2 separate regions of the Homo sapiens genome follow, and region 1 is linked to region 2. A link is an interaction called in ENCODE POLR2A ChIA-PET data of the cell type or tissue named here. Cell type or tissue: GM12878. All regions are shown on one strand.

The links. Peaks named below come from ENCODE experiments on the same cell type or tissue, not always from the same donor. Only the 100,000 strongest peaks of a DNase experiment are listed, where the experiment ranks them.
Region 1: POLR2A ChIA-PET joins it to region 2 with 8 read pairs; 4 of 35 experiments call an interaction of 5 or more read pairs at or near these places.

The regions. Positions count from the first base shown.
Region 1 is chr21:33,344,573-33,348,572 of GRCh38, forward strand. It overlaps IFNAR1 (interferon alpha and beta receptor subunit 1), which reads left to right. Exons shown (of 11, transcript NM_000629.3): 6 at 674-788. Among named protein-coding and RNA genes, the nearest start is that of IFNAR1, 22 kb to the left of the region's middle. In GM12878, no CTCF peak of the experiment used is centred here; no DNase peak of the experiment used is centred here; H3K27ac peaks cover 188 bases.
Region 2 is chr21:33,581,205-33,585,204 of GRCh38, forward strand. DONSON (DNA replication fork stabilization factor DONSON) reads right to left here. Exons shown (of 10, transcript NM_017613.4): 4 at 3,386-3,564; 5 at 2,284-2,462; 6 at 961-1,042; 7 at 747-851; 8 at 98-296. Among named protein-coding and RNA genes, the nearest start is that of DONSON, 5.5 kb to the right of the region's middle. In GM12878, no CTCF peak of the experiment used is centred here; no DNase peak of the experiment used is centred here.

The sequences.
Region 1 (4,000 bases), 240 kb before region 2:
TTATGTAAGCATATACACAGACCCACAGTTTCTTGGGTTTTGTTTTTTAAAATTACAAAATAAAATCTTACTAGAAGTATTTTACAGCTTGCTTACTTAACCCAGTGTGTTGGGGATATTCTATATCACTCAATACAGATCTATTACGTTCTTCATTTGATCTTAGCCATCTATTGCATTCTTTCTTTTTTACTTATTTATTTATTTATTTATTTATTTATTTATTTATTTTTGAGACAGAGTCTCACTCTCTTGCCCAGAATGGAGTGCAGTGGCTCAATCTCGGCTCACCGCAACCTCTGCCTCCCAGCTTCAAGCGATTCTCCTGCCTCAGCCTCCCGAGTAGCTGGGATTACAGGCGTGTGCCATCATGCCTGGCTAATTTTTGTATTTTTAGTAGAAATGGGGTTTCACCATGTTGGCCAGGCGCGTCTCGAACTCCTGACCTCAGGTGATCCATCCACCTCAGCCTCCCAAAGTTCTGGGATTACAGGTGTGAGCCACTGCGCCCGGCCTGTAGTCTTTCAAATGGCTGCATAGTATTACATAGTGTGAATACAAACCATATTTAACTATTACCTTATAATGATAAAATGCGAGCCTTTATCTTCTTGCCAGTTATCTCACTTGAGTAAAAATGTGTGCTTTTTTTTATCTGTTCTTTGGCTTCTAGTTGAAAATGAACTACCTCCACCAGAAAATATAGAAGTCAGTGTCCAAAATCAGAACTATGTTCTTAAATGGGATTATACATATGCAAACATGACCTTTCAAGTTCAGTGGCTCCAGTAAGTTCCATTCCATAAATTTCCTTTTGCCCAGTTTGTTTTGATTATGCTTCTTTTCGCTCTGCATCAGTCACCAGGTCCTTGCACACAGAATGACCGACTGGGAGGTGGGTACGATATATTGGAAACGTGAGAAATCTCATTTCTAACCCCAGTTCTGCCAGTAACTAACTGGATGACATTGAGCTAATCGCTTAACCTCCATGGGCCTCAATTTCTTCACTTGTAAAATAGATGGATTCTAATATCTGGGGTTCTTACTGGCTTAAGAAAAAAAAGAAAGTGTAACTAGTTGCATGTGTTATTTCCCCAATCTGGAAGACTCGACAGTTGACCCTGATCTTTTTCTAAGAACTCACTTCTTCCATGAGTCCTTAAAATGATCTCAGTCCACTCACTTGTTCAATTCAAAAAATTAGCCTTCCTATTTTCTTTATTACTTTAGTGGTTTTGACAAAATTTTGTAGTAGATACTTCGGTGGGAAAGAAAGTTGGAAAGAACTATGTTCTATGTGGTTGAGCAGAGGCTAGCTAAACATGGATGAAGTCCAGGCGCTGCATAAATGAAAGAGAACTGGCCTGGTGCAGTGGCGCATGCCTATCGTCCCAGCTACTCAGTGGGCTGAGGCAGGAGGATTACTTGAGGCCAGGAATTGAGGCTGCAGTGTTGTATGATCACACCTGCTAGTAGCCGCTGCACTGCAGCCTGGGCAACATAGTGAGACCCCCATCTCTAAGCATTAAAATTTTTAAAAAGCTGATAAAAGAGAACTGCATGTAGTTTATATTGATTGGAAAATTGTAGGAGATGAATAGAGAAAAGAGAAGAGGAAAATTAAGTAGAAGGAAAAATGGGTTATGGGGAGAAAAGAGATGGAAAGAAAGATATACATTGGTGGCAGAGGAGTAGAGAGAGCAAAGGCAAGTATAGCTAAGACAGGAAAGGAAAAGTCAGAAGAAACTGGAAAGAAACAGAAAAAATGAGGGAGAAGGGAAGTGTAAGTACCGCTATGATCAATTTCTATCTTTTAGTGTTAATTTTGAACCAAGGGTGACTGGTAGAATGCAAATGCATTTATGTGCATATGTGCCCCACAATGCATATATAACCTCACAAACCAATCAGGAAACTGTTCAGTAGTCTTTTGTGTATACCTCACTTTCAGAAGTGAATAAATAATAGGGTCACCAAATAGATAATGAGAGGTATTTCTGATAGCTGATCTCTAAGCTTCTTTTGGGTACTTACCATATTGTACAAAGCACTGAAGAAATGGAAAGAGTCAGCAGAATCAAACGTGGTTCAAAAATTGAAAGCAGTTAGCCAACATTGCAAAGTGTTGTGTGGTTTAGGACTAAAGAGTGGTATACAAATTATAAGGGTTGCAGAAATTGAAAATGTAAAGGTGAATAGGGGCTAAAGAGACCAAAGAAGCCATAAGGAAAGAGATAAGGTATGAACAAGGCCTTGATTGTTAATTCAGATTTTTTTTAAGTAGACAACTATTAGATGTTAGTTTTCTGTGTCTGTAACTAATTACCACAGACTTAGCAACTTAAACAGCTGTTTATTGTCTCAAAGTTTCTGTGAGTCAGGAGTCCAAGCGTGGCTTAGCTGGCTCTTCTGCTAAGCAGTCAAGGAGTCAGTCATTCATACAAGACTTGGGGGCCGCTCCCAAGCTCACATGTTGTTGGCAGAATTTATTTCTAGAGCTCATGGTGGCTCACTTCTTAGAGGCCATCAGGAAGGGAGAGTCTGACCTCTAGATCCTTTTTTTTTTTTTTTTGAGACGGAGTCTCACTCTGTCACCCAGACTGGAGTGCAGTGACATGATCTCAGCTCACTGCAACCTCCGCGTCCTGGGTTCAAGTGATTCTTCTGCCTCAGCCTCCCAAGTAGCTGGGACTACAGGTGTGCACCACCACACCCAGCTAATTTTTGTAGTTTTAGTAGAAACGGGGTTTCACCGTATTGGCCAGGCTGGTCTCGAACTCCTGACTTCAGGTGATCCACCCGCCTCAGCCTCCCAAAGTTCTGGGATTATAGGCGTGAGGCACCGCGCTCAGCCATTTTTTTTGTATTTTTAGTAGAGACGGAGTTTCTCCATGTTTGCCAGGCTGTTCGCAAACTCCTGGCCCCAAGTGATCTGCCCACCTCAGCCTCCCAAAGTGCTGGGATTAGAGGCATGAGCCACCATGCCTGGCCTAGATCCTCTTTTAAGGGGTTCATCTGATTAGGTCAGGCCCACCCAGAATAGTCTCTCATTTGATTCAACTGATTTGGGACCTTAATTACATCTGTGAAATACCTTCTCTTCTGCCACTTAATGTAACCTAATTATGAGAGGAGGGCCTCCATCGTATTTACAGGTCCTGCCCATGCTCAAGAGGAGGGGATTATACAGGATGTGTACACCAGGGGGCAGGAATCTTGGGGGCCATCTCAGAATTTTGCCTTCTCCAGTGGGGAGGATGTCCTTCTAGAGTAGCAGAACATTTGGACACCAGGTGGCAATGGGAAGAAAGCTGAATAAGTAGAATGGGACAAGATTAGGGTCAACCTCAGGCTGTCCTGTAGGCTTTTGGGGATTTTGTGTTGGGGTGATAGTTAACCTGAGCTCTGGATTTGAGGAAGGTGCATGCGGCGACATGGTATGTGGGAGAGTGGACTAAGGAGACACTAAAGAGAGATAAGGAAACCAGTCAGGAGGCTATTAGAGTTCTGGGCTTGAACTGAGATGCTTTTAGCTGTTGGTTTCTGGGCAAGTTACTTAACCTCTTTAGTCTCGTACTTATACTTGCTCTTATAACCCCGCAGTGTGTCTCTATTTTAGCACTTAATCAGTGTCCATTGGTATGCTGGCGCATGTTTAGCAGCTGGCTTTCCAGAAAGAAAAAGTCCTATTTTGTAGTGTTTGCTGATTTTTATGATATAAATATTCCCACCATGGCCACTTTCAAGCCACCAGCCTGATGTCCCTGAATATGGAGTTGGGAACATATGCACAGTAGCACACCACTATCATATAGCTACAATAGATAAAGATAGCCCCAAGAGCTTAGAAAATAAAATGTAGTAAAATAATTAGGACAAGATGAATTTATTTATTACCTCTGTCTTTAAAACAATTTTTTATTTGCAAATTTATATAACTTAATTTTTAGTAATGGTTTTTCTTTAAAAACCAGTTTGTATTTTAGGAGGCCGAGGT
Region 2 (4,000 bases):
CCAAGTAAAAATGCTAGGAGGTTTTTTTTTAAATCAAGAATTTATCCTATCAAAGTAAAGTACTTCTTAAAAGCTAGGTTATGCAGACTTTTATTACCTTAAGCATTTGCATTGTGGCACCTCGGAAAGCAACAGGGGACAAGAGGGTTGGAGGAAGTCCTGCCTGTGGACCTGAGGTAGCAACTAAACTCTTAGAGTTAATCAAAAAATTGAGCAATGTAAAGGTGTTGATTCCTTTTACCAACACAACAGATTCAGGTCTGTGATCCATTTGTACTTCATGTTTCTCTTTACGCCTGAAGATGACAATCAAGGAAATTGCAAAAGCAAATCTCACCTAATGTGGAAAGCAGTTATCTTGATTCTGAATCACCTGAGACTCCTTTTCTCCATAATGAAATGGAAATCCTCTTGCTACCTCTCTTTACCGAATCATAAGGCATATGTTTCAATCAAAATGTTAACAATCTGAATTTGCTACAAACTGACACCTAAACCTAATTTCTTCTCTAGTCAAAACACACCTATTCTCCCACAATCATAATTGAACGTTTTGATTAAAAAAGGTTTAATAGTTCACCATTTGTTGATACTTAGGGGCTTATTTAGTATTACAATGGAGAATTAGTTTTAATATGACCTGAAGATAATTTAAGATTATAATCATATAAAACTGCCAATGTTAAACTTCTCACTAACGTCATTCAATGAAAATTAATTCTAGTTAACAACAACTGAAAGGATACAGCTTGATAGAAAGTATGTCTGGCTTTTTAATTTTATCTTGCACACCCATCTCTTCCAGCCAGGAAAAACTTTCCTCTTCATCCTCATCACTGATGGCTTGCTCCCTAGGAAATTGCTACAGTTAGAGTCCCTATTTCACAAGCTGTTCCTGTGCAAATCTATTTCATGAGTCCATAAGTCAGTGGATGATATAAAGTTATTTTAATCACATACTCCCCATATCCCAAGCTTGTTCCAGATGCTGTCTCCTTCTTATGGCCACTTTCTTTTATTAAAGGCAGAGAAAATTCAATACCTATATGAGGAACAAAAATGTAACTGAGTTGTCATTTAAAGTATTTAACAGGCATGCTGTACTTTTAGAGTGTAAAAAATTTGAAATGTTAGTTTTTACAAATGATCTATTAAGGCAGTAGAGTTTTCAAGCTTTCTTCACAAACCTACAAACATGCATAAAACGTATTCTCCTTGAAAGAGGTTCGGGAAACAACACATACATGTAACACTCTTTCATAAATCATATTGTATTCCAGTTCACTTTTTGAAAAAGTACTGATTGGGCCCATTAAGTAGATTTCATGATCCACTAATGGGTTTACTCAGTTTGAAAATTTTGTTATTAAAGGGGTAATTGGTACTATAGAAGAATTTCTAGAAGAGTATATTCAGATAGTGACTATCTGGCCCAATATGTGTTTTATTTTAGAGATCAGAGAACACTATGTGGAAGGAACAGTTTAAATCAGGAGTCCCCAACCCCTGGACTGTGGACTGGTACTGGCCTGTGGCCTGTTAGAAACCGGGCTGCACAGCAGGAGGTGAGCGACTGTCGAGTGAACATTACTGCCTGAGCTCCATCTCCTGTCACATCAGTGGTCGCATTAGATTCTCACAGGGGCACGAATCCTACTGTGAACTGTGCATGTGAGGCATCTAGGTTGTGCCCTCCTTATAAGAATGATGATCTTGTCCGGGCGCGGTGGCTCACGCCTGTAAGCCCAGCACTTTGGGAGGCCGAGGCGGGCGGATCACGAGGTCAGGAGATCGAGATCGTCCTGGCTAACACGGTGAAACCCCGTCTCTACTAAAAATACAAAAAATTAGCCGGGCATGGTTGCAGGCACCTGTAGTCCCAGCTACTCGGGAGGCTGAGGCAGGAGAATGGCCTGAACCCAGGAGGCGGAGCTTGCAGTGAGCCGAGATTGCACCACTGCATTCTAGCCTGGGTGACAGAGCGAGTCTCCATCTCAAAAAAAAAAAAAAAAAAAAAAAAAGAATGATCATCTGATGTGTAACAGTTTCATCCCGAAACCATCCTCCTCACTGCCCATGAAACTGATCCCTAGTGCCAAAAAGTTTGCGGACTGCTGGATTAAATAATTGTGGGGGAGGGAAAAAAAGCCAGAAATAAAGAAATAATATATTTCTTAATGTTGCTAATCAACTGGTAAAAGGCATTTTAAATTTAAATAGCTTTTAGGCCAAAATAGGTTTACTATATAGTATAGTATTCTCACTTTAAACCTAAACTTTTACCTTCATTTCTCATAGCTTCTCTTAAACCTCGAGTTGTTGGAGATATGAGAGCTGTGATTAAGTCACTTCCAGCTAATCCTGCTGCTCGGAACAGGACAGTAAACTGATAGGTACAAACGTAGAAATAGGGGCAAAGTTTTGTCTTCAGCAAATTATATAGAGAAGTAAAGCTCACAGACCTATGAAGTAAAAAAATTTTCTTAAGGTATTATTAAACATTTAATGCAATGTTTATAATTCTGAATAATTCAGTTTGATACCTGGTTTAAAACACAACACAAATATTTTAGATAATGGTTTTAATTTTTGTGGTTACGTATGACTTAGCTTTAAAGGACTGAAATTGGTTATGAGGACTCGCTGATGACTTCTCAATACTTTAACAAATAGTGTATACCACTTAAACACTTATTTTTTCTTTAAACAAAACTTAATTGAGAATTGCCTGCTGACTTTCTCTGAGCTGCTGCTAAAAAAGGAAGCAGAGACTGACAAGAAGTAGCATTAAAGAATTAGGGCTGCGTGTTTATATATATATATATATATATATATATATATACTTTTTTTTTTTTTTTGAGACGGAGTTTCGCTCTGTCGCCCAGGCTGGAGTGCAGTGGCGCGATCTCGGCTCACTGCAAGCTCTGCCTCCCAGGTTCATGCCATTCTCCTGCCTCAGCCTCCCGAGTAGCTGTGACTATAGGCACCCGCCACCACACCAGGCTAATTTTTTTTGTATTTTTAGTAGAGACAGGGTTTCACCGTGTTAGCCAGGATGGTCTCAATCTCCTGACCTTGTGATCCGCCTGCCTCGGCCTCCCAAAGTGCTGGGATTACAGGCGTGAGCCACCACACCCGGCCTGCCTGTCTGTATATATTTAACCAACACTTATATACATTCTACCACAATTGGGTAAAGAATGAGTAACAGCTAAAAAAAAAAAAAGTAAACAGTTTATATGTTGGTTATTAATAGGTTCAGATAAAATTCACAAGGATCTAGATACCCTTCTGCCATTAACGTATCCAGTCACAAATATGATAGAGAATGCTGCTAAAATAAAATTCACTATTGAATTATACAAGTTTCTCTTACTAATCTTACCAGTCACTCATTAAAACATGCTGCAGGGTTGCATCATTTGACCAAGGACTTGTCTTTCCAGCCATTTTTCTATCAGCTCCAATACGAGGGAACAGTGGTAGCCAAGACAAAGCAGGGTGGAGCCAATAGATAAGGCTCTGCTGGAAGGTACAACGGAGCTCAGAGGAGAGTTTGGGATCCTAAAATCCAAAGGTGACAGTGGGCAGTTTTTGCCCATTGAGAAATAGAGAATTTTATTAAAGACAATCTTTACCAAACACTTAGGTCTAAGAATCTTTATTGCTTTCTATAGGAAAGCATTAATAATTGTTATAGGAACGAAAACATAGTTTATCCTTATTTGAGCCAGATGTAATGGTAAGCCGTAGTATCAGAACATTTAAACATAGATGGGAACATTTTCCTGTTTCTACCATCCTTAAGGACAATGACTACCTTTTTTATCATGAGGAATAGGGGTGGGCATGTGTGTGTAGGTAACACTACATCCAACCCTCTCTCCAAAAGGCTGTTTTAAAAGTAGCCAGTAAACACTGATACGGCAAATCACAAATCATCCTAATCTATTTATTGAAAAGATGTATAATATACCAAGACCTTTTTCAGGGTAATCCT